Linked DNA regions of Mus musculus: regions 1, 2, 3, 4, 5 and 6 are each linked to region 7. Evidence: chromatin loops called from intact Hi-C (ENCODE). Cell type or tissue: left cerebral cortex. All regions are shown on one strand. Region 1 holds the start of Gm15998 (a long non-coding RNA gene). Region 2 has its middle 16 kb from the start of Adar. Region 3 has its middle 9.2 kb from the start of Kcnn3. Region 4 holds the start of Slc50a1 (solute carrier family 50 (sugar transporter), member 1). Region 5 overlaps Ube2q1 (ubiquitin-conjugating enzyme E2Q family member 1). Region 6 holds the start of Pmvk (phosphomevalonate kinase). Region 7 overlaps She (src homology 2 domain-containing transforming protein E).

Evidence for each region. A loop is a pair of places that touch in the nucleus more often than their neighbours do. Peaks named below come from ENCODE experiments on the same cell type or tissue, not always from the same donor. Only the 100,000 strongest peaks of a DNase experiment are listed, where the experiment ranks them.
Region 1: a loop joins it to region 7, with 2.9 times the contacts of the local background. A loop is called at or near these places in 6 of 42 quality-filtered maps.
Region 2: a loop joins it to region 7, with 5 times the contacts of the local background. A loop is called at or near these places in 9 of 42 quality-filtered maps.
Region 3: a loop joins it to region 7, with 8 times the contacts of the local background. A loop is called at or near these places in 15 of 42 quality-filtered maps.
Region 4: it touches region 7 in a loop (2.9-fold over the local background); 2 of 42 quality-filtered maps call a loop at or near these places.
Region 5: a loop joins it to region 7, with 5 times the contacts of the local background. A loop is called at or near these places in 32 of 42 quality-filtered maps.
Region 6: a loop joins it to region 7, with 6 times the contacts of the local background. A loop is called at or near these places in 4 of 42 quality-filtered maps.

What each region holds. Positions count from the first base shown.
Region 1 is chr3:89,313,838-89,317,837 of GRCm38, forward strand. It overlaps Efna3 (ephrin A3), which reads right to left. Exons shown (of 5, transcript NM_010108.2): 2 at 2,626-2,915; 3 at 2,233-2,298; 4 at 1,971-2,048; 5 at 62-1,730. The coding sequence ends at 1,600. Gm34014 (a long non-coding RNA gene) reads left to right here. Exons shown (of 3, transcript XR_867453.3): 3 at 1-64. Gm15998 (a long non-coding RNA gene) reads left to right here and starts at 2,909. Exons shown (of 2, transcript XR_003954662.1): 1 at 2,909-3,368; 2 at 3,991-4,000. In left cerebral cortex, CTCF peaks have their summits at 1,956 (motif pointing right), 2,158 and 3,154 (motif pointing right); DNase peaks (open chromatin) are centred at 1,927, 2,299, 2,794, 3,170 and 1 more place; H3K4me3 peaks cover 693 bases; H3K27ac peaks cover 2,155 bases.
Region 2 is chr3:89,712,229-89,716,228 of GRCm38, forward strand. It overlaps a transcript of Adar not described here. Among named protein-coding and RNA genes, the nearest start is that of Adar, 16 kb to the right of the region's middle. In left cerebral cortex, a CTCF peak has its summit at 2,293 (motif pointing right); DNase peaks (open chromatin) are centred at 2,337, 2,802, 3,179 and 3,837; H3K4me3 peaks cover 1,644 bases; H3K27ac peaks cover 1,835 bases.
Region 3 is chr3:89,508,919-89,512,918 of GRCm38, forward strand. No RefSeq gene overlaps it. Among named protein-coding and RNA genes, the nearest start is that of Kcnn3, 9.2 kb to the right of the region's middle. In left cerebral cortex, CTCF peaks have their summits at 2,250 (motif pointing right) and 3,518 (motif pointing right); DNase peaks (open chromatin) are centred at 2,268 and 3,526.
Region 4 is chr3:89,268,260-89,272,259 of GRCm38, forward strand. Slc50a1 (solute carrier family 50 (sugar transporter), member 1) reads right to left here and starts at 2,311. Exons shown (of 6, transcript NM_009057.3): 1 at 2,127-2,311; 2 at 1,803-1,880; 3 at 1,568-1,691; 4 at 791-952; 5 at 414-533; 6 at 1-339. The coding sequence starts at 2,206. The coding sequence ends at 238. Efna1 (ephrin A1) reads right to left here. Exons shown (of 5, transcript NM_010107.4): 5 at 3,471-4,000. In left cerebral cortex, a CTCF peak has its summit at 2,361; DNase peaks (open chromatin) are centred at 2,297 and 2,862; H3K4me3 peaks cover 1,843 bases; H3K27ac peaks cover 1,930 bases.
Region 5 is chr3:89,783,854-89,787,853 of GRCm38, forward strand. It overlaps Ube2q1 (ubiquitin-conjugating enzyme E2Q family member 1), which reads left to right. Exons shown (of 13, transcript NM_027315.4): 13 at 1-144. Among named protein-coding and RNA genes, the nearest start is that of Ube2q1, 12 kb to the left of the region's middle. In left cerebral cortex, a CTCF peak has its summit at 1,730; a DNase peak (open chromatin) is centred at 1,707.
Region 6 is chr3:89,455,128-89,459,127 of GRCm38, forward strand. It overlaps Pmvk (phosphomevalonate kinase), which reads left to right and starts at 3,991. Exons shown (of 5, transcript NM_026784.3): 1 at 3,991-4,000. In left cerebral cortex, CTCF peaks have their summits at 1,767 (motif pointing right) and 2,358; DNase peaks (open chromatin) are centred at 1,801, 3,730 and 3,970; H3K4me3 peaks cover 512 bases; H3K27ac peaks cover 836 bases.
Region 7 is chr3:89,856,207-89,860,206 of GRCm38, forward strand. She (src homology 2 domain-containing transforming protein E) reads left to right here. Exons shown (of 6, transcript NM_172530.3): 6 at 1-2,640. Among named protein-coding and RNA genes, the nearest start is that of Gm46811, 14 kb to the right of the region's middle. In left cerebral cortex, CTCF peaks have their summits at 1,357 (motif pointing left), 2,144 (motif pointing left) and 3,964; DNase peaks (open chromatin) are centred at 2,163 and 2,886; H3K27ac peaks cover 560 bases.

The DNA.
Region 1 (4,000 bases), 540 kb before region 7:
ATTTTCAAATGAATAAAACCTCAAAGTGTCATTATTGAAACACAGTTAAGAGACATTTACATTTTTGGTATGTAATATATATGTTTCTTTATTAACATGTTAAAAACAAGTAAAGTCTAACAACTATGATCATTTCAAAGTAGTGACACATAAATGATATTCTGAGATATAAAGCAGGTCTGAAAACATCTGGGATTTCTGTTGGCTACAAAGTCACACGTACTCTTTATGCTGCTGTGGCCTGTTGCCCAAGTACAGAAAGGGAATGTTAAACTTGTCACAGGTGAGTGAAAATAACCATGTAACTTTTTTTTTCCTATCTAGGATCACAAATCCCCTGAAATCCCTGGACCCAGCCAAAAGCTTCTGACTACAGCATAGAGCGCACCAGCCTGAGCCTTAACTCGGGTACACAGGGCCTGGGAAGCGGGTACTCACACCACTTTCCCTGTGGGAAGCCGGAGCCTAGAAAGGTTAAGGAACCTGCCCAAAGTCACCCGGGCTCAACTTGAAGCTCTGTCCCTCTCTCCACTCTGTGGCCTCTAACCTAGAATGCCTGCTCACCCGGGCCTTGAGCCCCACAGGATTGGTTCAGCCAGTGAAACAGAGGGACGTGGCCCCTTGAAACCACACACACTCAGGTATTTTTATCTCCAGTTTATTTTTTTTAGACTAAGAGCAGAGTATGAAAGTCACAGCCAAAGCACTTGAAAAAGGCCCAGGATGGGTGGGGACCACTTAGGGTGGGCAGGGCAAGGTCCTGGGAGTTGGTTCCCGGCTCAGGGCTGGAAGGGAGGGGGCATTGTTGTTACGGTCTCCAAAAGTGTCTGTGCGTTGCATAGGTCCTGTCTTCACAGAAGACAAAAGAGGGGCCAGGGGGGTCCCAAGGGGGGCCTAACCTGGTAGGGGAAGGGGTCTGAGTCTGGAAGGGGAAGTCGAGAAAGGTCAAGGTTAAGAAGGGGAAGGGACTCTGTCTGTCTGTACATTATATATAGAGATATAGAGTCTGTACATGCCTGTCTGGCACCCCGATGCCCACCCCTGTCCACTGCCTGCTCCCCCCCAGGGGTGTCTATTTGTAAACTTGGATTCAATCCAAACCACAGTCCTCTATGTGGGAGTGGAGGGAGAGGACATGCTTATTGCTGTAAACAGGGGGAGGGGCAGCCTGAGGCTCCACCCCTCACCCACCTAGTCCCCTCCCCATGTTCTGCCCCAGAGGAGAGGACAGGGGGCACCTCCCATGCTTCGTTTGTTCTCTCTGGGGCATATTTGCCTCTTGGGGGACAAAGAGGGAGGGCACCAAGGGTCAGGGAAAGGTACCAGGGGCCAGGGAGTCCTGAGCACTGCCTTTATAGCCCCCAGGTTTGGTACCAAACATTACCAAAGCCACAGGCCACCTGGGACCTGTGGCTGTCCCTGTGCCTGATCCACTACGGTGCCTGTCCTAGAGAGTGTGTGGGCAAAGAGGGCAGGCCCAGAGAGATGTACAGTGCAGACCCCGCTCCCAACCATGGGAAGAAGGATGTAGGCCCCACAGCAAGCTCCCTGCTCCTTCTCAGCCCTTCCCACCTCTCTCTGTCATAGGAAGGGGCAGAGCTAGGAGGCCAAGAGCGTCATGAGGAAGAAGGCGATGCCCACGGCCAGAGGCAGGTGTTCCCGCTTGGGGCTGGTCCCACTGATGCTCTTCTCAAGCTTGGGCACCTGGGGATTCTCTCCCTCAAAGTCTTCTGTGGAAAGATAAATAGGCAAACTGGTAAGGGCTGTGCTGTGCGCTGGGGCGGGGGGCACGCGGCGGCGGCGGCAGCAGCAGCAGCAGTGGAGCCAGAGATGTGACCACCCACGGGGGAGGGGCCGGAAGGGCTCGTGTCCCATGGGAAGGCATGCGGGAGGGGGTGGGTGGGAAGCATGCACTGGGAAGGGGGCTGCGATTCCAGCAGTGGCCACAAGAGGGCGCTGCGCAGACTCACCCAACACGTTGATCTTCACATTGGGGCCCATGGTGAACTGGGGGAGAGTGGGGACCGGCTTCTCCCCGGAGTGCGATGCTGCGGGGTGGGGTGCGGGTGGGGAGAGAGGAGGGGAAAGTCAGGGCCAGGACCCCCTCCCCCTGCTACAGCTGGGGAGCCATCCCGGTCGCCTGTGCCCTCCGCCCCCATCCCCAGGAAGCCAAGGGAGCCCCAAAGCAGGGAGGCAAGGATGCGGACGTGGTTGGAAACCGACGCTACTCACTGGAGGCGCAGCAGACGAACACCTTCATCCTCAGACACTTCCAGTGCAGGTTGTGAGTGGGCGTGGCTGGGGAGGAGATTTCTTTCACTCACTTGGTGCCCTTGCGGCTTTAACATAGACTCCCATCCCCCTCCAAATTGCCCGCATCCGGCTGTGTCCCCAAGTCTCTGCTCCAATCTTTCTTTGGACATTGGTCACCATGACTTCGTGGCTAGCCCATCCCAACAGAAATGCTCTGCGACCCAAATTTGGGACTGTCACCCCATCCCCACAGCCTTGCAACTTCTCAGAGCTGAAACCCTGAAGCCTATCCCTGGTGACCACTACAACGGCTGGCCGGGGATCCCTGGGACCCCACCCTGTCATTCAGAAGACCCAGGACCCGGCACTCACAGATGTAGTAGTATTCTTGGCCGGCATGGAATTCATAGCCCAGCGAGAAGGCGCTGTAACGCTGGAACTTCTCGGAGAACTTGATGGGGCTGTGCGAGGCGTGCTGCCGGTTGCATTCCCAGCGCTTGGAGCCTTGGCTGGCGTTGCAGGTGCGGTAGCCGCTCAGGTTCACCATGTACAGCACGTACTGCTCCGCCCCGCCGCCAGGCCCTGAGCTGTTGTAGTGCGGACAGTAAATATCCAGATAGTCGTTCACGTTCACCTGCACGGTGTAGCCCTCTCGCCGCAGGCTGTGGACAAATGAAGTGGGTCAGAGAAGAAACTCCAATGCTCCAAGGCTTTCCATGTCAACACCCTGTCAACACCCCACGGACCTTCATTAGAACACTATATATATATTTTGATCATAACACTTCAGTCCCTCACTCTCTTGGCTTTTTCTACAATCTTTTCTCAGCCCATTTCTGTGCCTGTGGTCTAGTGTGCCAGTCCCTTGTGTCCTCTCCTTTTGGGCCTGTCTTTCCCCTGGTGGCCACCAGAGGGTAGCAAAAGCACAAGGAAGCCTGGCCTACCTCCTAAGGAAGGAGAGGAAAGGGAGAGGGGCGGAGAAAAGAAGGAACCTAGCTCTGGTTGCCACAGAAACGCACAGGCCCCAACGACTCCCAGACCTAGGCCCGGATTTCCTTAGACCATTCCCCATAATTCAGCAGGCCAGAGGAGGGACTGAAGGAATGAATGGAAGGGTAGGGTGAAAGTAGAGAGATCCCTTCCTTGGAACCCAAGCTCTCTCGCGCTGTCTCTCTCTCTCTCTCTCTCTCTCTCTCTCTCTCTCTCTCTCTCTCTCTCTCTTCCCTTCTCTCTTCTCCCAGAATGCCTTTTGCTGCTGCAGGTCCACCCCAGGTCAGTCCGACAGGACTTGCCCTCATACACACATGTATGGCAGCTTCACGCACATGCATGCACAAGCTCTATGGCACCAACACAAAAATGTCCACCACCCACTCACAAGCGGCAGACACTCAGAAGAGCTAGATTGCATGTGTGCTGCGCCTATGCCAGTTTTAGCTGGTCCCAACAATCTCAGGGGTTTGCCCTGTATCTCCTACATGACAAGACCTCTATCTTTGTGCTTCTGAGTCCTATTTCCCTCCATCCTGAGGCCATAAACCATTAGGTCCCCAATAACCTGACACAGACCAGGGAGCTGAAGAGCTCGGGTTTGACCTGTCATCTTGCTAGGACTTCTGCTTCATTCCACATCTTTCTCCACCTAGATGCCACTGCCCCCCCCCCCCAACCCCCAGGATAGGCAGAGTAACAATAGCACAGCGCCTAGACAAGATGACTGTGTCTGCCACATTCCAGATGAGTCTCT
Region 2 (4,000 bases), 140 kb before region 7:
CCACAGCCATCTTCATGTCTTATCTTCTAGCTCAGCTCTGGAATCCATTCCACAGCAGAAGATTGCCAGCAACCTACCCTAAGTGGAAGAGACATTTAAGGGAAGACCAGTAAGGCCAGGAGGGGGTTCCATCCAACACCTGTGGGTGCTCTCCCTCAAGCCCAACATGAAGACTTCTGACAGCTGGCAATGCTGACAGCTGGTGCAGTGGATGCAAAAGGAAAGCAGGTGATAGATAACCAGCAAGATCACCATAGCAACCAGGAAAAGGACCGATTTCTTATCAGAGTCTTCACACAGAGGTAGAGGTGGAGGTCTGCCCACATTCCTGTTCACTTTTGTCATCTAACAGCAGGCTTGTGATTCTTCCCCACCACGGTTGACAGTTCTTCCTTGATTGGTTTCCCCCCCCCCTTTTTTTCATGTTATTTGCATACCCACACTCAGCTGGTCGATGGGGCCCAGTTGGCATCCTATAAATTACATGCACAGCCAGAACAACCACAGACTTGTTGAAGGAAGAAGGCAAGGAAGGGTTCACGGTCCAGCTTCTGGCTTAGGCTGGGAGCTGGCCCCAGGAGCTTCTGCTCCTTTCAGAGGGCGAAAACTTCAGGGTATCAGAGAAGGAAGACTGTCTTCAGGATTCCCTGGGATGGACTTGCTAGAGACTCCATGTGCCTAAGGCTTCTGCCACCTGGTGCTTCTGCTTCGAGCAGGGTGCTTGCTCAAGCCAGCCTCACTCATTCCTGCCTCAGACTTCAACACTCCGCACTTCAGCTCCAAACGGGAGTTTGCCTCTACTGCTGCTTGAGACATGAGCTTTGCGTGCTGTTCTCGGGCTCCTATTGGTGATCTGAACACTTGTTCTGCAAGGCACAAGCTCTTGTTTGAGACCTCAAAGGCCTCTGATAGCTTTCTTGGGCTATAATGGTTCTCTACTAGAACCCCACTGGTCTGAGAGACCAAACCTGTTCATTTTACTGGTCAAGTCCCACGTGGCAATGTTTTAAAGCTGTTTTGTTCTACAAATCAACACTAAAGTACCTCCTATCTGTCCACTGCATTCTTTGAGGAGGGTGTGAAAAGAACCTGGTTGGAAACAGGAGATGTTCTCCACCACCTTACTATTTCACTAATAAAAGTTAAGGTCTGAGCTATTAGAGAAGGCACAAGTAGCAGCTGGTATGTGTTCTAAGACGGTTTCTGTGGAGACTTAAACAAACGTCTACTCACTCCAGATAGGGGATGAATGACAGACTAAAGTAATGACTCCACCAAAGTCCAACTTGACAAACCAATGAGTTTACTGGGGTAAACTCATTTATAGGAGTAACAAATCACTCAAAAGCTCATCTAGGACAGGCAGTAAGTCAAAGCAGCCAGTTGCTATCTTCTCCCTCCTAAGCAATCTGTTACTGCCTATGTTACTGCAGGGAGGGCTTTATGAATCTTGTAAGTTTCAGGAGCTTCCTGAGCCTTACCTGAGTCCTTTTTTTTTTTTTTTCTTTGATACAGGGTTTCTCTGTGTAGTCCTGGCTTTCCTGGAACTCACTCTGTAGACTGGGATAGTATTGAACTCAGAGATCTGCTTGCCTCTGCCTTCCAAGTGCTGAGATTAAAGATGCACCTCACCACACTGGTTTTACTCCCTGAGTCTTTACAAGAGGAGAAAGTTGCTACACAATATGGTATAAACACTTTCTATTTTAAAAAAAAAATCAATGCTATGCTACAAAATAGACCATTGAAATACCAAAGACCCATCAGTCTTGCATCTAGATAAAAATACCCAAGAAAATTTTATACAGTGGCACCAGAAGATAGTGATCGTAATCACACTTGGAAATAGAAGACTGAAATTTTGTTTAAATAGTTAGAGAAGGGATACATAAATTAACATGCATAATGAATTATTCTCTAGCAGTGAAATTTGCAATATGCAACTTACTCAAGTTGCATCATAAGAGATGACACTTAACAAGTTTCTGAAAATAAAAGTCCCAGGAAATATATGCACAATTAATAAAAACGTGTTGCTTACTAATAACATGTGAAGAGAAATGAAAGCAATGTAGTAGCTGTGTAAATGCAAATTCATGATGGGAGTTAACTACTGAGATGAAGGCAACAGTAGAAGATTGGGACCACTTACAAAGTGATGAACAGCTCATTGGAAATATTTTAGTCCTTCTGGTGGGTGTCACGTTGTGGATGTGTTGGTTTATTTGATGAGTATGGGTGTTTTGCATGCAGTATGTTTGCAGATCACACGTGTGCAATGCCAGTGGGGGCCAGAAGAGGGCTCATAGGATTCTCTGTAACCGGCGTTACAGATGGTTTTGGGCAAACACCTAGATGCTGAGAATCAACAGTGAGACTTCAGGAAGACCAGCCAGTGCTCTTAGTCTCTGAGCCATCAATCCAGACCCCATTCTGTTGCTTTTTCCTGCACCAATTTAATTAAAGCAGCTTTTTAGAAGTCTACTGGCTACAGAACACTGACAACCAGTTCTGTGGCCTTCCGGTCCACTTGAAAAAGAAGGGTGTATCTATACATATTCTCTCTGGTCTTCCTACCAAACCACATTATGGAGACCTGGGGAGTAGAATCAAGGCCCTGAGAAAAACTGCAGTATCCTGACACCAAGTATCTAGTTCCCACCACGCACACAAAAATGTCCTCCTCAGATGGTAGAAAGACTGAGAGAGAAGGAGCCACAAAACCCTCATTTTCCAGGGGCTCAAACAAAAGAGGGATGCATCACATGGGCCTCCCTCCCACGCCGGCGCGCCAGTGATGTCACCAATCTGCGCCCTAACCATTGATTCCTGACTGAAGGTGGAAGACTACGCGTTGGGACTAGCCGGGAAGGGCGCAGCCTTGGGCTCACGAGTGGGCAGCGTCCGAGGAATCGCGCGCGGGTAAGAGGACCCTGGTCCCGCACGGGCCGCCGCCTCCGCAGCCTGCAGCGCTGGAAAAGGAGACATGGGGAGCGGTGGTGGAGGCGGCGGGCGCGGCGGGGCTGCGCGGATGCTCGGGCGCTGGTGCGGGCGGGAGCCGCTGGGTACCCGCGGCCCTGCAGCCGAGAATGCCCTTCCCCGCGGATGCGCGGCGCCGGAGCCTGGCCCCAGGAGCCAGCCCTGCGTCCTGACGTGGCTGGCACGGAGCCATGGAGGTGCGGGCCGTGAGTTCCCACGCGGGGTCGCGGGCACGGCGCTCAGCCTCGGGCTGGCCCTGAATCAGGAGGCCTTGTTGCGTCACCTGCCTTCCCTTGGTCTGTTTGGCTCGGTTCTTGGGCCCTGCCAGAGGGTAAGGCGTTCTGCGTCGGTATCCGAGTCCCGGGAAACTCGGCGGTGGGCTTTCGAACGCGTAGTGGGAGAGGGCAAGAGTGCAATCAGCCGAGGGGGCTGTGTCTAAACGGCTGCAGGAGGACACCGGCACACTGGCACACTGAGGCCTCCGACGACGCTGGCTGCAGGGGAGGGGGGACAGGTTGTTAGAGCAGGTCATTAGGGACGGAGAATGCAGGAACGTCAAATTGTGGACAGCTGAATGACGATGCCAATTTAATTTCTCTAGGAAAGAGGTCTTGTTCCCATCGTTTTAAAGGTCCTGAAAAACATCCATGTTATTTACAGTTGAATGCTTGTATGGGAGGCAGAGAAGGACACTGAGGCGGGCATAAACGGTAGAAACAGGTCCGCTGTTTCTCAGCAGTGTGACATTGCTCTCCTGTCTTCTTGCGCTTATCTACAAAATGAAGATAATTATGCCTCCCTTGACGGGCTGTAAGAATTTAAAGTGGCTAGCTATGACTAGGGGCTGGCACGCAGGCATTTGTAATACTGCTGCTGCTTCTCATCGGTGGTGTAGCTTCAGAGGCGGGAGAGATTTGTGCTATTTTGGGTATCTGCTATTCTGCTGCTGTTATCCTGCTGTAGACTGCATAAAATTCTAGAGCTGAAATGAGATTAAGATTTCAATTTATTTACAAATTTA
Region 3 (4,000 bases), 350 kb before region 7:
TACCACCCCTTTCCCTACCCTCTCTCACACTGGAACCTAGCCAAAGATGAGTGTGCTTGCTGGAGGAGCTTTTGAAGTCTTGACTTAAGTTGCCTTTTGAGTTAGTGAAATGCATACCTTCAGGAAGAGGGACAGAGAAGTCATAATTACTGAGGAGTTATTGAGGTAGAAGGATCTTGAGTTTGAGACTAGTCTGGACAACTTAGTGAGGAAAGTGACAAGGGGCGGAGAACGTAGCTCAGTGGGAGGATGCTTGCCCAGTGTGCACAAGGCTCTGGATTCTACCCGAAGGGGTGTGAGAGGAAAAGTGAGGAGATCACCCAGACCTGGGGCTGGAGAGATGGCTCAGAGGTTAAGAGCACTGACTGCTCTTCCAGAGGACCTGAGTTCAATTCCCAGCAACCACATGGTGGCTCACAACCATCTGTAATGAGATCCGATGCCCTCTTCTGGTGTGTCTGAAGACAGAACACTCGTATGAAATAAATATTTTGAAAACCAACTAACCAACCAACCAACCAACCAACCAAAACAAAACCCAAACAGCCCCCCAAACCTTCCTAGGTCCTTAGCCATGTCACATTCATTACTTCTAGGGAGCCAGTCTCTTCTGTTGCGAAATCAACTTCCCAAGCCCAAACTCAGGGTCTCTTGTTGCGACTGACTGGCCAGACTAACAGATATTTACTCTTCCTTTGTTTCTACTGCTAGCAGTACCCAAATCAACTTCCTAAGCCCAAACTCAGGGTCTCTTGTTGGCTGCTCCTCCAACAGTAGTTTTGCTCAGCTGAGGATGGAGTGCCAGGCAGCCTGAACCTCTCCACAGGCATGGGGAAGTTGATGACCTGTCTGACCCTTGTCAGGAGATGCCGAAGCCGCCCCATCCCCACCCCCACCACAGTCAAGGCTTCCATTGCTGGAGGTGGCTACACTAGACAACTGATGGTGGATACTGGGAGCTGCTGGCCAGGATTTGCCCTGCTTTCTTTCCTTGCCCTTTCTCCGGCCCCCTTGGCTCAGATGGAAAAGGCAAGATGCAACAAGCCACTGGCTTTTCTTGCCCCAGGGGGCTCACATTTGCCAGTTTGTGGGGGCTGCCGGGCTTAATCACTTGAGGAAGGAAGAAAACTCTGCTCTGAGAAAAGAGGATTAGCACTCCGCAGGCTGCCCAGGAGTTCCCAGAATGGGGCCACAGGATTGTGGGAGCAGCAATTTGTCATCAAAATGGCCCTGGGAACACCGTTTCGGAAACAATCAGAGAAGGCAAGGTTTCCTAATGATAGGAAAAAACCTCCCCAGCTGGAATAATGGCTTTTACTTGGCACTCGTTCTTTCTGAAACACACAGCCTTACCTATCCCCCCTCCGACGTGTGATTTTGTAGTACCAGATGGGAAGGAGTGAAGACAGGGGTGGGCCCGAGTCTGGACTCAGTGTTGGGTCGGGGCAGGTCCCCAGCTCTGCATGCCAGTGTCACTATAAATGGGGGCAACTTCATACAGAGAGCTCCTGGCAAGTGGTTCCGTTAGAAACGTCTTAGGTCCCTTCCCCTGTGTCGTCTCCAGCCTCTTTACACACAGCTTTAGTCATACACACATATATGCACCCGCACACATACATGTACGTGCACACACATCTTGTTCCTTCTCCCGTCTCTATCTATTCACAGTCTTGTCTTCCAAGAAGTGATGGGGGAGAGGTGGTAACCGGGCATAACTGGCCTCGTCCTCCTTATGCCTGTGCTGAGTCACCTATACAGGCTCTGAATGAGACAATGTGGCTCCCAGAAGGCCACCCTGGAATTCATGCACAGTGACTTTTAGGGCCAGCATGCTTTCCTCTATGCCCTCTTCTGGAAGGTTCTGGGACATGAAGTCACTTGGTCCTGTCCAGCAGCTGGTGTCTCTGGTTAGGATGCTCAACATGAGTCTTGAGTCTGTGGCAAGGTCTTGTTCTAGTCTGGAGAACAGGTGGCAGCTGTGGTGACTTCTCTGTGGAGGGGAATCTCTGCTCTTACAGCTGGGAACAGAGTAGAGTGGCAGTGTCCTAGAGGGGAGTTTTAGAACAGTGATGTCCTCTGGTCTTGTGGTGGTGGCAAGATTAAAGTCAATAGCCATATAGTGGGAGCCCATTGCAGGGACTGTTCTGAGCCCATGGCTGGTAAGGGAGTGGCTAGCATTGGTGATGATGAGCTGTTCTTGGTTGTTCAAACGAGGGGGCATGTGGCAATCTGGGGTACTTCTGTCCACAGGGTGGCGCAGTGGCCAGGAACCTAACCCAGAAACACTTGGACTGTGGCTGCTTTGTGTAAGTAAGAAGGCTGTGGAAGGTCTTCCCACAGACTTGTTCTGTCCCCAGCTCTCGACTTCTCAGCCCTCTCTTCCTCCCAGTGTCCTGTTGAGAGACACTGGCCAGAGTGATTAAGTGTCCGATTTGACAGGGAGCCTGTTTAGACACTTATTGCTTTTCTAATTCTGGCTGAATCAACATTGGTTTTGTCAGTCTCCCGACACGGGTCAAGCTTGTTGCTTCCAATTTCAGGTGATTTCCGTCTTGTCACTCTCTCGTTCCTGCCACAGCCCGTCTAATCCTCGGGCTCTCAGCCACCCAGTCCCTCCCTGAAGCATCCAGGCTGCCTCCTAGGCTTGGCAATTAGAGACCTGGTCTCCAGCAGGGAGGACAGCTTCGGATTGTTGCTGAGGAGGGAGAGCGCAGCCGCGTGTCCATAGCAACCCTCTGGCTTTCACCTTTACCAGGAGTGAAGGGAGGCGAGGGAAGGGATAGGCAGGCGTTGTCTGGCCCGCATCTCAGCAGCGCACTGGATCTGGGGCCTTGGTCCTGGGTGTGCTCTTGGGTGTATGAGGGATGTCGGGGCTTCCTTCCTCGTGCGGCAGTGGTTACATGAGGCTGAGGTTGTAAGGGCAACAGGGCAGGAGATGCTGAGGCAGGGGTAGGGGTGGGACTGCTGCTATACGTCCAAGTAAAACCAAGATCAAGGTCAGGGGAAGAGGGCTTGCCAAAGAGACCTGGGCACCCAGCTTGTCCTAAGATGTGTGGGTTTTATGAACTTCCCTCCCAGCTTATTTTTCTTTCAAGTAAGTGTGGGCCTGAGGCAGCTCTGTGTTCCTGTCCAGCCTTCCCACTCAAAGGCACTGTGCTGTCCTCATAGAGCATCGGGGCTCACACCTTCTCTACCGTGTATCGAGTCTCGATAGATAGGAGCTACCTTTGTGCTATTTGAGGCCAACACGGTCTACATAGTGTGTTTCTAGTCATCGAGAGCTACACAGTGAGACCTTTCCCCCCTGCACCTCAAAGAAAGCTTATTTTTTCAGAATAGCACAAGGGCTCCTGGCATCCACTTTAGTTCTTGGGTCTTTGTAGAAGGATGCTGACTGTTGAGTTGGCTAGTTGGGATTGGGCGTAAGGGGCACCTGTGTGCGAGTGTGTGCATGTGTGTGTGTGTCCCCCAAGCTGCCTGGAGTGCAAGTCTATGTGCCACCAGCAGAGGGCACCACATTCTGCACAAACCCTCCACAGGTTGCTCTACCCTAGGTGGGAGAGCAGAGCAAATTGGAGTCAGTAGGGTCTAATCTCAGAGTTGTATCTGGTGTACAAGCCTCCAGGCCCTTTGCTCTTTACCTGACAGATCTGCTGTGGTGGGTTCAGCAGGCTCAGGGCAACCCCAGTCAGGTCCCACAACTGTTCCTTACTCTCTCTGCAAGAGAGTTGTTCCCCAGAGCGCTCTTTTCCTGTCAGGCCCTGTCTACTTGGCTCTAGTACCTTGGGTGGTACTGGGGCCTCCTTTGTGTCTTGGAAACTGTTAGAGACTTTCTTCCTCTATCATTTTGGAGCTGGGGCCAAGCAGCCAATTTCCTCAGTATATTTTAATAAGAGCATGCTCTGCGGTAGGCACTGCTACAAATGCTAAGAATCCAGCAGCTATGAATGCCACCCAGGCGAAGAAGCCCTTCTCTTGCCGGAAGTCCTCACTGTCTACA
Region 4 (4,000 bases), 590 kb before region 7:
AGTTTATTTTAAGGCACATTCTAATACCACCTCAGCCTCCGAAATGAGAAAAGATGATCTCCTGTAAAAATGTGATTTCATCCCACAGGTCCTATCTGATCTAAGGAAAGATCTTTGGTCCCTTTAGTTTCAAAGTCATCTTTTTCTCACAACCTATTGCATCCATGGAACTGGTCACAAGGACCAGCAGAAACAGGAGCTCTGTTTGGTATCCAGTTGGCACTCGGGTGCCTGGGGTCAGGTCTGCAGGAGGCGGTACTTCCTGTCTTGCTCTGGAGGGTACTTGCAGAAAAGCCCGAGGCGGATTAAGCTGGTGAGGATTCCTGGAAGGTTGGGCACCTGCAATCAAAAAGCTGCTAGAAAGACCAGACTCTGCTTTGTAGACCCAACGTCCCAATCTAGAGTCTGCTTACCGTGATGTATGGGTCTCGGAGGCGAAACCCGTAAATAGACCAAGAGGCGGAGCAAAAGAGCGTGGCAATGGTCAGGGAGAAGGAGAGGCGCTGGGTTGATTTAGTCTGAACGATCTTGGCCTACGGCAAAAATGTGCCTGGTTCAGGTTCATAGAACCATTCCTGAGTCCTCGCCAGAGAATTTCCTCGCGGAAAAAAGACCACAATCCCTGTGGTGCGTCTTTCATTCAGCCCTTTTCCTGCATCCCACTCACCTCTGCTACCTTGACTTCTTCCAAGAGCTGGGCCCCGCCCCCGCCCCAGTATTAGCCAGTCCCTGGCTCAGGGAGCCTAGCCCTTCTCCGCATCTCCCCTACCTCTTGGCCACCCCTACTCACCAAATCAGCCAGTGGGGAGAGGTACATGCTGATGGTAAAGACGCTACAGAAGAGGCCTAGCTGCTGAAGCCGGGCCTCAAGGTCCGGCACCAGAAGCCAAAAGTAGCCATAACCCAGGAGAAGGACAGCCAGCAGGGTTGCCGTCTGCAGGAGCACACCATGCTGCAGGGGAGAGGCGTCTTACATGCATCTGTACCCAGAACACTCATCTCTCTGCTGGAATTGCCTCCTCCTGTCTTCTGCCATGCTCTAATGGGGAAATCAACTTTTATCCCGGCCTTCACGTCAGCCTCTCACCACTCAGTTATTTGAGAGAAATCTCAGCCACACAACACTGGAGATCCCCAGGGAAGGGGAGAGCCATTTTTAGATCCCTCCCCTTTTCATGTGAGCTTCACATACATGTACAATAAGAGACCAATAAATGTTAGTGTGACTGAGTGGGGAAGCAGAGCGAATGGCCATTCTTAGCCATTGGCCCTGGTCCTAACCCTAAAGGAACTATCAGACAGTATAGCCCTCTTCCCCCAGCCTGTTGGGGGAGCACAGGATATCTTGACACCACGGGGTTGGGTAAGCCACCAGCATTTCGAACAAGGGGAGGGTGGGTGGCTCTGTGTGCATTTTAAAGGGTTGACTTCATGGGCAGGAGAACCAGAAGGGCCTTCTAGGAAAGGGAATTAATGCCATCCCACTAATCTTCCAGGAAATAGAACTATATGCTCTGCCAACATGGCCAGGTGTGGGGTGGAGGTGAGTGCAAGGGAGGGCCTCTACCTTCTGAGGACTGTAGTGCAGATATGCCAGGATATAAAGAGTCTGAAGCACGGCCCCCACGCTATTGACGATGATAAGGGTCCCATCTCCCTTCAAGACTCCGTAACTCAGCCAGCTCAGGTTGCTGTGAGGGAAGGAGGATTAAGGTCCAAGGGGCTGCTGGGGTTGCAGCAGGTCTCCAGGGATCTCTTGCACCTCCCTCAGCCTTTCCCATCACAGCCAACAACACTCTCACTTGACATCCGTGGTGAGAAAAGGCAGGAACTGGATGTTGTCCACGCTCCGTGTCCTCTGCATATGCCTGAGGTCCGAGCTGGAAGGGATCCAAAGGAAATTGTTAGGAGTGGGTAAAAGATTTCTCGGTGTTTACCAATCATCCTGAACGACAAGCAGATCTCCCCCCTCAGGCCAAGAGGCAGCCTCGCCTTGGACCTCAAATCATCCAATCCTATTCCACTATTATTCTGGGTTCCAAAAGCAGCAAGATATTGCAGCCACGTCTCTTGCCCGCTTTCATTTCTTGACTTCCTGCCCCAGCCCAGTCCATCCACACTCTCACAGGCCAGTGGAGAACATGCCCAGGGTGAAGAGCACGCAGGCACTAGAAAGGAAAGAGTCTGCCACGCCGCCCGCCTCCATCCCACCGGAGCCGGTTCCCTAGCCCAGCGCGGAGTTCCAGTAGCTCAGACCCGGAGCTGCGGAAGGCGAAGCTCCGCCCTTCCCCGTGGAACCGCGCCGGAACCCGCCCTCGCCCGAACTTCACCGGAACTGGGGACCCAGCCAAACCAGCGCCGCGTGCTGGCCGGGTGGTTTGCTGTAATGTGCGGGCCTGGGTCCTGATCGTGCTGTTCAGATTGCGTTTAGTGGTTTTAGTAGTGCCCCTGCATTTGTCCCCGATCCGACCCCTCCTCACACTGCGCACCCCTTGCATCATCGAGACCACTAGCCTCAACTTCTGGGTTCTTGTATGCTTTTGTGTGCTGGACCACAAACCTCAAATTTAGTCTCACAGGTCTTCAACGCGCCCCCAATTCATATCAGAACCTTGGTTACCCAGCTTTGGGAGGGTTTTCCTGGAGGTTATTGAAACCTCTTTCCAGTCTGTCCCCCAAAAGCAGGAATTGCCATCCTCTTTCAGATGTCCTCTCTTACACGACCTGCCCTATCCAAGGACAAGCCTACCCCTGGCCCCCTGTTCCAACATACTTGCTGCTGGGAACTTTCCCTCCCAGCCTCCCAGGCGGCTCTGCTGGTGGGGCAGCGCACATGCTTCAGCTGGCATCCAGCTCCCTGACTCACCCAGACAGCATGAGTACCTGCATGGTGTGCCAAAGCCCAGCGCTCGAGGCTGGTGAAGTTGGACAGGAAGAACAAAGAGTGGGTGCGGAGAGGAATCTATAGCCCACTCTTGCAGGGAGTTGTGCAGAACCCTCAGGAGTAAACTCCTTTAGCCTGGTAAGACTGATCCTAGCCATTTATTTATTTTGTCTTTTATTTACTTTTTTTGTTTTGTTTTGGTGAGACAAAGTCTCACACTGTAGCCCAGGCTGGCATTGGAATTTTGGCAACATTGCTTCAACCTTCTGAGTGCTGGGGTCACAGGCAGGAGCCACCATGCCTGGCTACTTATGTTTTGTGCTCCTGAGGACTGAACTCAGGGCTGACACACGTTAGGTAACCCTCTACTTCTTGGGGTACATTTCCAGCCTTTTATTTTTGAGTTTGAGGCAAGGTCTGAGTTACTCATGCAGTCTCAAGTTTTTAACCTTCCCACCTCAGCCGCAAAAGGAGCTCTGCATTATACCTGCCCCCCCCCACACCCCCCCCCCATTGCTTCTGTTTAGCACAGAGCCTAACACACAATGGGGACACTGGTCACAAATCAACATGGTGGGGCAGAAAAGCATGTCCATAAAAAACCATCAATTTATTATGAATCCAAAAACACTGTATAAAAAAACCCTGCAGTCATAGAAATGAACAGATACAGCACATTTATATACAGACACTGTACATGTGGGCCCTGCCCGTTAAGCTAAACTCCACAGACTGTACACACGGGCACTGCCCTTACAGCTACACTCTAAAACCAGGCTGCTTCAGTCCTCCTGTTGGCACAGCTCCAGGGAATGTTGCCCCAGGGATGGGGAGGATGCAGTCAGGGCCGGGCTACAAACCTCTCTGGCAGCCCAGCAGGTGGAAATCTTGCAGAGATGCTGGGTCAGCCCAAGCTGCCTCTTCTGTACCTGGCTCCCCCGCAGGAAGCTGTCTCAAGCTTTTCCTTCGGTCAGTTCATCTGCACATTATGGCTTCCTTGGGGAAGGACGTCTTTACCAAGTTCAGTGTCCAACCGCATGACCTCAGGCTCTTTTTAGCCCTTCTCCCACTGAGGCCTCTTAATGGGCCAGGTCCGCACAGCTTGTTTCTTTGGCT
Region 5 (4,000 bases), 72 kb before region 7:
CTGGCATGTAGATTGTGTTTTTAGTAACGTGTACTGTGAGCTGTCCTCTGTATAATGTATTTTGTAATGTATTTTTCTCATCTACCAAAGGATGAATCAAATAAAGTTATTTAAATAGTTTGGCTCTAATAAACTTATTTAAAGAAACCATGGGTTCATGTCCACTTGCTATGATGGAAAATGCCAGGTTCTGGGAACTGTGACACCAGCTCTTGACAATCCTCCATTTTCCTTACCAACCCTTTTCTAACAAAATTTTAAGTTTAGGCTTCTTATAAAGTTACATGCATTTAAAGGGGCAGATTTCTTCTCTGCAGTCGGAAAAGCAAGGAATTTGTATCTCTGACCCAGGTAACTTTGCCTGGGTTGTAGCCCACAGCCTAGGGGCTGCTTTTCGGTTTCCATGCCACAGTTTAGAGGGCAGGACAGGGCAGCAAGCAGTAGCCAGGAGAAGGTATCCGTCACCCCAAGCTTGAGCCATGACAACCTTTATTTGCTGGAGTGATGGCTCACTGACTCTACATGCAATACCAAAAAACCTAGGCAAGGGCCCTTCCAGCCTCCCCAAGTCTGCCCCGGCATCCAAAGATGAGGAAAATTTGCTCAGCTGCCTCAGGCTTCTAACTTAATGGAAGCTTACTATTTTTGACTCAAATGTTTATGCCAGTTTAGGAGACTAAAGAAAGACACCTGACAAACAAGATTTTACCCTTAGCAAAGATGAGTAAAGGCAAGACAGAAAGCAACTCCATGCTGGAGCTTCAAGAATGAATGGCTCTTGGGGTAGCACAGGCAGACGGAATGAGCTGGGACACCTCATCAAGGTCTTCACACTTCAGGGCATATGGCTAGATGAGAAGGGAAGTCAGATGGCGGGTGCACACACACACACATACACACCAGTCCCCGATTCCAGGGAGACCCACAGAATCCTGGCAGAGGCTGGGTAGACTCAGGACAGTCAGCTCTCAGAAGCACCAATGATTTCCCCCAGGGATTTAATGGACACCTGGTGTGAATTCAAAATGTCTGCAAAACAAAACACAAACCTTGGGGCAGGTGGTGGCAGAGGAGGGAAGCAGAGGGAGCAGGCTCTGGCGGCAGACCAGCTCCCCAACAAGTCTCTGCTAGCTCCTGGTAACTTCCAGCTCAGGGATGTGGAGGGTGAAGGCTGCAGCAGTGGGAAGCAGGGCTGGGGGCAAGGCAGGAGCAGGCACGAAAAGAGGCAGCCCTGGTCCTGCTGTTCAGACAGTTACAGCTCTCTAAGGAGAACATCTGCTGGGGCTAAAATGTTGTTGCCATGGAAAGAGAGCGCTTAGGTGCTGGAAGACAATGGGGAACCAGACAAAAAGTCACCTTTCTCCAGACCTTGGCTCTGCCCTCCCACCTCCAAACCCTGGGCTATTAGTTAAGAGTGAGACGGGTTCTGATTAGGGCCTGAGGAAGTCCCTCCCTAGGATGCCATTTCTAAGCTATGAAATACCAGGAAGGCCCTTTCACTTTCACCCACTTGACAGGAGGAAGGTGATCCCGTGGGGTGGCTTTCTCAGCGGCTACTGAAGACACAACTGGGCTGGGCACTCGGGCTCTCCTGGCAGCTGTTCTTTGGATCAGGAGGCTCCCTTCTGGGCCACCTTCCAAAATCCAGATCCAGAAGGTCAAGAGACCTTGCTGTCCCTCCCTAAGCGTGGCAGTAGGCTCTTTCCATGCAATGTCCCACGATGCCCTCTGGGTGGAGCTCCCTGACCACTGGGCACGAGGCCACCAGCCTCCCAGGGTAGCCTGAGCCCAGAGCTTCGCTTTCTCCAGCTGGGGAGTGGACCATGTCTTTTCTCACTTCTCCAAAGCAATGTTTTACCCTCTGCCTCGACAGAGGGGAGGGGGGCCTCTGTGTTTCTGGAGTGTGGAAACTGATGTCTTACCATGGGGATCTAAAGAAACAGTGTGACAGATGCCCCCCCCCCCCCAATCCAGTGTTCCACCCTCTATTCACTTTCATCTAGAGCAAAATCTGCTCCCAGAGAAATTGTAAACAGAGCTGGAAGCCTGGAATTGTTGTTCTCTTAGGGGCTCTAGTGGAAGCAGAGATGGGAAGTCTCCCTTACCCTACTAAGAACTAAGCAGCAGTGACATTCCTTAGGGACACTGAGGCTCCAGGCTCCGGGACAGGTGTGAAAAGCCATTACTCAAGCAAGCACTCTACTGGCATGGCTGCTGCTAAGGTGAGGAAAGGTCAGAGCCAGAGGCTGACGGGAGCAAGCTAGGCCAGGTCTTGAAATGTTGTCACCTCCCGTCCTCTACACAGAAGATGGAAGACAAATGACCTTCCTCCAACATGAATGGCGAGGTGGGATGGTCCAGAGGTCAGTCATCATTGTCCACACTGCATGGGATCTGCACAGGGATGGTGGTCAATCGCCCAGTGAAGATGACCACAACCCAGCAATCTGCTTTCTCTAGCAACAGGAAGGAAGAAGAGAGACGGGCTATGACACTTGGTCCTAGGCACAGCAGCCCCTCAGTAAAGGGATGGGAATCTTAGGAACATGACACTGTTGTTCCCAATACCACCCCTCAGCCATGCGCATCACTGAGGCACAAATGGGTTGGTGGCCCTCCTGGGCTCTCCAGGGGAGCTTTGGCTACTCTTGGGGAGATTAGTAGGGCTCCTGTCGCAGGGCACCTGCAGAGATAGAGGTGTCATGCAGATCTGGCTCACTGCATTCACCCTTCCTGCAATGACCTGCTGTTGCGGAGTGTTTAGCTAACCACTTTGTGCTCCCGACTGGTTGCGCATGGGCACTGCCCAAGAGCTATCTGGATTCACATATGAAACACACACACACACACACACACACACACACACACACACACACACACACACACACACATTAATATGCCTTGACTAGCTTAATGGCTGGGCTTTTCTTTTTGTTTTTTGTTTTGGTTTGGTTTGGTTTTTTGTTTTTGCAAAGCAGGGTTTCTCTGTGTAGCCCTGGCTGTCCTGGAACTCACTTTGTAGACCAGGCTGGCCTCGAACTCAGAGATCCGCCTGCCTCTGCCTCCCAAGTGCTGGGATTAAAGGCGCGTGCCACCACCGCCCGGCTGGCTGGGCATTTTTAATCCTTTCTGGTGCTAGCAAACACTCCCCTCTGGTACTCCTGAGTTAACATCTTTTAAAATCTATATTTCATCTTTGCTACCCGCAAACACAACTGGGGAAGTGGCCTTGTGTGGCCACTTTCCCTGATTCTCACATGTCGGCACCTTTCAGACTGGTCTTTATTCTTCCCAGTCCTGGTGATCTCTGCTTCCTCTCACCCATTTCCTAACCTGCGCCAATCTCAAAGTCCTGCCTCAGTCCACCTGCCCAGCCACTGGCTGTTGGCTCTTTATTGATTGATCAGACACCAATTGAAGACAAGGACCTTCAGGGTTTGGACACGCAGATTCCTGACTTGGGGGGCCCGGTGAATTCAAAGCATTAGAACCAACCTCCAACAGTCTGCCAGAACACGCCAGTTCCATTCAGCACCCTGACAGAGGCTGAGGATCGGTAACCGTTTCTGGGGAGCCCAGCCCTACAGCTTGGGGCTTCTGCCTGACAGAGCCCTACCTGGGGAACTACATGTGTGCCCCAAAACATGAGGGCAGTGTGGGTGTGGGGGACGCTGGTGAGAGGGCCATCCCCTTCCCTCCACAGAGACCCCAGGAGCTGGCCAGCTAGTTCAGGTCCTTTAGAAGCAGCCTCAAGAAGGAGCCAGGAGCCAGGGGAGTTCAGGGGGTGAATTATGGGGCAAAGGAGACAGGCAACTGGGGTCAGGCAATGGGGTTGTGCCAACCTCTCCACGGTTTGGGCCAAGACAAAACCCCAAGAAACACAATGCATGGCAGAAGAAAGGAGGGCCAGGGCCAGGGAGAAACCCTGAAGGGGAAGAACTCAGCAAGCAGGTACATTGTGCCTCCTTAAGGAAGAAGTCCTCCCCAGGTGAATTTTGAG
Region 6 (4,000 bases), 400 kb before region 7:
GGTTTACAATAAGGCTGGTCAACCTCCACCTTTCTCCAAGCTCTGTAGCCCTTTACATTATCTGACCCTCTTCCTTCCTCTGGGACGGGGTGGGGTGGGGTGGGGTGGGGGGGTGGTAGTAGAAGTTGTTACTAACCTAAGATACTAACCTTCACTGATCGTGGAGATGCCCAGCTGATTGGGCTGTGTCATTCCCTGAGGTCATTGCTGAGACCCTATTGTGACTCAGGAGTACAGGCAGAAACCTGAAGCTTCCAGGCTAAGGGTGGAGAGGAAAGTGTTGGAGAGCCAGGTCCCACAGGGCGGCCTGCTTGGGACTGTGGCTGCGGGCCTTCACCCAGGCATTGTGCTAGGAGGGGCCAGCGGAGCCATTAGCTTTTCAAATGTTTTTCTGTCATTTTATTTTATTTTATTTTATTTTATTTTATTTTTTGAGACAGGGTTTCTCTGTGTAGCCCTGGCTGTCTTGGAACTCACTCTGTAGACCAGGCTGACCTGAAACTCAGAGATCTTTGTCTGCCTCTTCTGGGATTAAGGACATGTGCCACCACTGCTCAGCCTCTTTTCTGTCCTTTTAGCTCACTGAGAAATAGATTTTGAAGGGAGTGAGACTCTTTTTTTTTTTTTTTTTTTTTTTTTTTAGATTTATTTATTATATATAAGTACACTGTAGCTGTCTGACACTCCAGAAGAGGGAGTCAGATCTCATTACAGATGGTTGTGAGCCACCATGTGGTTGCTGGGGTTTGAACTCATGACCTCTGGAAGAGCAGTCAGTGCTCTTAAGAAACACACCACACACACACACACACTGGGGGGTGGGGAGAGAGAGAGAGAGAGAGAGAGAGAGAGAGAGAGAGAGAGAGAACGAGAACACAATGGCCCAGGCAGCAGTGTTTGGACCACAGGAGACTGTGGCTTCCTCATCTCACACAGTCAAGCAAGCAGTCAGATCTGAACTAACTATGTGCAGATAATGTTATTTTGCAAGGGCCTGGGAAAGAACCCAGGGCCTGGCCTATAGGGCCAGCACTTCCCCTGAGCTTCATTCAGCCCTTCTGTGCTCTCTCTGGCTCCTCTCCCTGGATCTGTGTGTCACTTGCCACTTGGAGAAGAAACAAAAGAAGCTTCAACCCCTGCTCCTTGGGCTCCTGGTCCGGGAAGCATTTCCCCTGTCTACCAGCTTCTGTCTCAGTGGCTCTGACTTGTGGGTAGACGGTCAGCTCTGGAAGAGTCTTTACTGAGTATCATTTTCAGAGGTGGAGAAAGCCCAGAGAATAGCAACTTGTGCAGGCTCCCAAAGTTTGCTAGGACAGAGTCAAGCCAGGAGGAGCCCAGGGCAGTTGAGCTCAGGCTAAAAGTCCGAGTGTGCTCTTTCTTTTTTTTTTTTTTTTTTTTGGTTTTTTGAGACAGGGTTTCTCTGTGTAGCCCTGGCTATCCTGGAACTCACTCTGTAGACCAGGCTGGCCTCAAACTCAGAAATCCACCTGCCTCTTGCTGGGATTAAAGGCATGTGCCACCATGCCCAGCCAGAGTGTTGGAGTGTGCTCTTCTTTTCTCCTCTCCAGTCCCCCACCTCCAACACACACACACACACACACACACACACACACACACACACACACACACACACACACACACACACGTCTTTAAGTCTAGACTCTGAATTGAGTCTGGAGGAGCTATGCACTACAGGTCAGGCTCCTCCTGGTTCTTGTTTCTTGCAGATAGCTCTTTTCAGAGAAGTATGGTTGTGACCACACGGTGGCAGCAGCGGGTCGGACTGCAGGTGGGAGGGTCTGGGAGGGAGGCAGGGGGAAGAAGGGGCCTCTAGGAGCTGCCCCAGGACCTTGAGCAATTGGGTATGTGGTTGTGCAGTCCTAGTCTTGGGTATATGCATCCATAGAGGTCCCCTCTAACTTAGGGGGAAGTCCTGGCCTCCTGGTCTCCCCCATGGAGCACCCATTCTTTCCTTCACTTCTTGATCAGTCATTCGAGACACCACCCGACTCCACCCACATTGTTCCTGGCCCTGCCTTTGATAGCACTTGGTATGCTTTTGAGCATCTGAGGAAAGCATGGAATGCAGTTTGGGGTAAGAAGCAGAGGGAAGGGGCTGGGCAGGTATATCCAGGATGGGAAATGTTCATACTCTGGACTGGAAAACATCTGGTTTTGGAACCAGATGGAGCTAATTTCATCATTTAGAGGTCTAGACCTTGATACAAGTCTCTCAGCCCCTTACTTAATTTTATGTATGTGAGTGTTTTGCCTGCACGTATATTAGTGCACCATATACACGCAGTGCCTATGGAGGCCAGAAGAGGCTGTCAAGATTCCCTGGAACTGGAGTTACAGATGGCTATGAATCACCCTGTGGCTTCGAACTCAGAGATCTTCCTGCCTCTGACTCCTGAGTGCTGAGATCAAGAATGTGTGCCACCATTGCCTGGCTTAGGCAAATACATTCGGAAGTTTTGTGATTGGGACTAGAATTCCAGGGAAATTTGATTCCAGGGTGGGGCTGAAGGAAGGGGTGAGTTATGTCAGGCAGGTTCAGAATTCTGGGTGGAAGTTCTGATTTCTTTTGAGTGAGGGCTTAGTGAGCAGGAGGCCACAAGTGACTTCACCCTATATAGGCTTCGTTGGCCTGGTGAGAGCCAGCTTTCGGTGGGACCCAGAGAAATATTTATTGCACAGAGGTGGGACAATGTGCTGACTTACAAACTGTGAAATCACAGTGCTTAAAACAAACAGTCTGCTGTGAGTGGATACTTTAAAGTTTACAAAGTATTTTGTTGTACAGTTCTGCTTTCCTCTGTTTACCAAGCCTCTCACTTCCTTCTCTTTATTTTATTTTATTTTATTTTATTTTATTTTATGGCCCAGGCTGGCCTGGAATTTGTCTGCTTCCATTTCCAGTGCTGGCTGGCACTTGCCACTAAACCTAGTTTATTCAGTGCTGGCCCTCAAACCTAGGCTTAGGCAGAGGCTCTATCAACAGACAGACATCCTCAGTTCTGGCGATCCTCCCCGGTCCACTCTTTCTGTACCTGACCACTCCTGTTCTTTATTTTAAAATGATTTATGTGTTTTGCCCGTATGTCTGTGTACCTCGTGCATGCAGTTCCCACAGAGGCTAAGGGAGGGCTTTAGGTCCTCTGGAACTGCAGTTCCAGCTGGTTATGAGCGGCTAGGTGGGTGTTCAGCAAGGGCAGCCAGTGCTCTTAGCTGCGGAGTCATCTCTTCGCCGAAGCCTCTTTCGAATACGCAAAGAAATGATTTTCCTAAGAGTTTCTTTACGTTTCACTTTGGTTTTCACAAGACTTTGCAGTCTTATACACTGGAGGCAGTCATAGGCTGCAGGCTTTATTTTGATAAGCTTAGAAAAATGTAGGACAGCAATTTATATCTACAGATAACAGTAAGTAGGTGTCAGAACACTCTTAGTTTTGCCTCTCAACTTCTGGCTGGATGTTGGTCTCCGGAGGAAATTGGGTAATCTTGTTCAGAGTGGCGTCAAAACTCCTTAACCTAAGTTACTAATGTCACCAATGTTCTTTTTCGAGATTCTGAAAAGCTTTGGAGAGGAGTATGCGGCTAAAGAAAAGATCACTTAGTTCCAGCTGGAGGCTTCAGCAGTTACAAAACCTTTTCAACAGTGAAATAGCATACTGTTCATTAAACCCCTCCCTCGCTATGACGTCAAGAAACACACCCTATCATGTCATTGTCTGGTTACTTCTTTGGAAAGAGCTATTTTTAGTGCGGGGCAAACACATATTTGCTTTAGAGCATGAGTTATAACGTACAAATTAAAAGGCAGATTTGAAAATGCCTTCAACATTACTATTTTTCTTTATCTTTATGTTTGGCCGGTTGTGTAGAAGGGAACTTGAGGCTAGTCTTTCCAGCGTCACTCTCGGCTCACCTTGTCAGCCGAGAAGGCGGGGCCATGACGTCACATCTGGGCGGGCGTGGACTGTTCTAAGTGCGTGCT
Region 7 (4,000 bases):
CTTTTGCTCCTGTGTCAGCGGACCTTAGCCAAAGGGTTGTGCGAGATTTTGTTTTAAAAGGCTGAAAGGGACTTCTCCTCAGTGGAGCACAGTGGCCTGCACGAAGGCTGTTCTCACAGCACTGACAATCATTTTGGCTTCTATGTGTAGTGCAGGGCTCTCGGTTTAAGTTTTCAGTAGCCACAATTCCGCCCAGCAAATGTCAGTCATCATGTATTACCTTGTATCTGTGCATTGTTCACTGTGTTGAACCTAGTTTAGCTCAGCATTCTAGCCATGAAGCCTTATTTTTTTGCTTAGCCCTCCCTATTCAGCAAATGGAGCCGTTGTCTTTAATGGTAAGAATATCATAAAATGTTTCTGGGTGGGGAAGGATTTGGGCACACGCCTCATGACTCTGATGAACACCGGCCTGGCAGGTCGGTGTCACCTGGCCTCTGCCACACGCCTGAGCGTGCTCCCTCCATATTTGCTTTACATGAGTGAAAGTGGAGGAGACAGAGTTTATATATAGTCCAGTCTTCATGGTAGGGCATGGGGCTATAAAAAGCAAAAATACTGTAGACTAGTGGAAGGCCAGTGAGGGAGATGTTAAAGCTGCTATTTTCTTCTTAGGTTGTGACACAAGCTGACAGGAGCCAGGGGACTCACAGCTGGGTGGTAGCATAAAGTACCCTATCCTACCGTGCTAAAAACAATTAAGCGCAGCAGGGTGTCCTAACCACTCACTGGTGAGCCTGCCAGCTGGGGCTTGTCCTCCGAGCTCCAAAAGATTGAGCTTTTTGTCCTTTTCTTCCTGATAAAGGTATTTTCTTGTTATCTTTATTCCTTTGAATTGATTCTGTCTGGGGGGGGGGTGTTTCTTCTGGTGAACCCTCAAGATGCTGTGAACATCTATAGCATCTAGAGAGCTGTCCACTTTTTCTCCTTTAGCAAAACTTATTTGTAAAAAAACTGCTTTCTTTGTTCCAGAGTATGGACTTAGACAGGGACCCCTGAGAACGGAAGGCATCTGTAATCCATCCAGCTGTCCAGGAGGTCCAAGAGTCCAAAACTAACCTTGGCAATAGAGCAAGGGTGTCTCCAAAAAGAATACAGGAAGGCAAAGGGCATTTCTACTTCCTGTAATAGCATAGCAGATTCTGTCCAGATGTATTCTAATCACTGTCTGAGGGGGCGCTGGCCAGTAGGATGTGCTGAGGAGGCAGAGACAGGAGGAGTTGAATTAGAGGTTACTCTTGGGTTACACCTTGGGCCAAAGAAATGGCTCAGAGGTGGAAAATGCTGCACTTGTAGAAGACCCTGGTTAGTTCCAGTATCCACATGCTGTCCAGGTCTAGGGGATCTGGCGCCCTCTTCTGGCTTCTGAGGGTACTGGGCAGGAACATGGTACACATACAAGCAAAACATTCATGCACATAAACTTTTTAAAAACCTGAATGAAGGAATAGAAACAATGGAGGAAGTCTAGTGAGTATGCACAAAAGCAAGTGGTGGTAAAGAAACAGGTGTCCCTTCCGGTTACTGAGAATGCTTTAATAGGCATCTGTAAGAACAGCCTGTATTGTTGGCCGTTTAGAGTCTGCGTCTGTGGTGCTGGAGTTCAGTCACTGGTCTCTGCCACAGGAAGGGGAGCTGGGCAGAGAACCAGTAGGGAAAGCTGGCTCTTCTCAACACAGGTCCTACCTTAATAGTCCTTGTTTGGTGTTTAGATTATTTACCAGTGTTGCCCCTGTTGGATAGGTCTTAATGTTTAATTCAAGAACAACTGTAAGTCATTCTTTGCTTACTAGATGAGTCTGTTAACATTTTCGTTAGGAGCTAATGACTTATTTTTCCTGGCCTCAGTCAAGAAGCCAGTGCATCTAGATTCATGCCCCCTGTACATGCTTCTGAAACTTAGGATTTCATTGCTCCCTTCCTGGGACCAGACAGCCATTGGTCGTCTTTCTGTCTTCTGTAGCCAGCACCCATTTAACCGTAAACTCCCTTGGGATCAATCTTTTGTCTTCTCTTTGCCACCTACATCCCACTAACTTGGCCTTGAAGAAACTTGACCTGTAAGAGCCTTCCCTGTAATTTAGCTTCCCGGCTTCATGGACCCTATGCAATGAAAGATGGTGTTCTACTGCCATCTACTGGGACAAGAAAAAAACTGCAGTTGAGAAACAAGGGTGCATTTAGGGTAGTTTGTCTCAAGGATTTTTGATACAGTCCATAAATCAAAATAAACGATGACACAGCAGTTGCCATCTTGAAATGTGCCCTTTACTGTAGAAAGGGTGTTTTGACTCCTAGTCTTCCCCTGGACCTAGGCTGGGTCATGTTGTTCACAATTTTAATTCTATTTTTGAAGACTGCTCTGTCAACAGATCATTGAGGCAGGAATCATTCTGTTAAGCTCTTAGCTGTTCCAAATGCTGTCAGGAGGATTTTACATTTAAAATATCAACTGATACGTCATTTTAACTTTTTAAAATATTTAAAAGGTTGTAATGCAGGTGCCTTGGCAATTGTTATTATAATGGAATCTTATAAATTGTTGGCTCTCTTCACCGGTCAGCGTAGCTGTGTGCCTTCCGGAAGATGGTTTACCCTGAAGTGTTACTTTCAATAAATGCTTTGCCAGGAAAACAGTCATTTGCTTTGTTCAGTTAGTTGCTGTTTTGGTTGGTTGGTTGGTCGGTCCATCAGTCTGTCCGTCGGTCGTGGGTCTGTCTGCTGGTTTTGTTGTGTTGTGGAGCTGGGTTGCATGTGCCAGGGTTTTGCCACTGAGCTGTACCCCGCTCAGTGAATTGGTCCCATTCATCCTGACAATCGCCTCCCTTCATGAAAAGTACTTCCTGTGCAGACACCTACTGGAGTGTTCTGTGAAACTGCTGATGCCAGAGTGTTCCAACGCAACGAACAGCCAGCAGCTGAGCCTCCCCCTCACTTCTCCCTCTACAGCCCTGCCACTCTGTATCCCTGGAGAATACAGAGCAGTGTGGTTCTCCTCTGTGGCTTAGTCTTCCCCAGCATGTCCTTTGTTCTCCTCCTTTGAGCATCACAATTAGATTCATGTGAATGGGTGTGAGAGAGTGTATGTGTGTGTGTGTATGTGTGTATTAGTGTATATGTGTAGGTGTGTGTGTATGTGTATGTGTCTGTATGTGTCTGTGTGTGTGTGTTTGTGAGTATGAGTGTGTGTTTTTGTATGTATGTGTGTATGTGTGTGTGAGTGTCTGTGTGTGTGTATATGTGTGTATGTGTGTCTATGTGTGAGTGTATGTATGTGTATGTATATATGTGAGTTTGTATATATGTGTATTAATGTGTATATATGTGGGTGAGTGTGTGAATATATGTTTATGTGTGTGTGCCTGTGTGTATATGTATGTGTCTGTGAGTATATGTATGTATGATTGTGTATGTATGTTTCTGTGTGTGTGAATGTATGTATGTGTATGAATTTTACTTATATAACTGTTGTCCTGGAACTTGCTTTTAGACCAGGCTGGCCATGAACTCAGAGTTACCCCCGTCTCTGCCTCTCCACAGTTGGGGTTAAAGTGCCTCCAGCACTCCCGGCTTTTTTTCCAATTTTTAGTGATGTGAAGAGGGGTGGTTGGTATGTGCACCTTTCTGCAGAGACCAGAGGCATCCAGTCCCTTGGAGCAAGGGCTACAAGCAGTAGTTAGCACATGGACGTGTATGTGCCCTTAACTGGTGAGCCTCTCTCCAGCCCTGGTTATTTTTATTTGTGTGGATGTGTGCAGTGTCTGCAGATGAAGGAGAGGGTTCTGGATCCCCAGATGTGGTACTGGGAGTGGAGTTGGTCCTCTTCACCACTGAGCCATCTAGCATCTGGTCTTACTGAGCATAGCTACGATTTGCCACCAGGTGCTGTAAGTACCTATCAGTTTTCTGAATTCGTGTGTAAGGAAAGAGGATGTTTACATGCAGCAATGCTCCTTCTGCCCCATCTGGGGAGTCAGAGTAATGCTTTTTTAGAATTCAG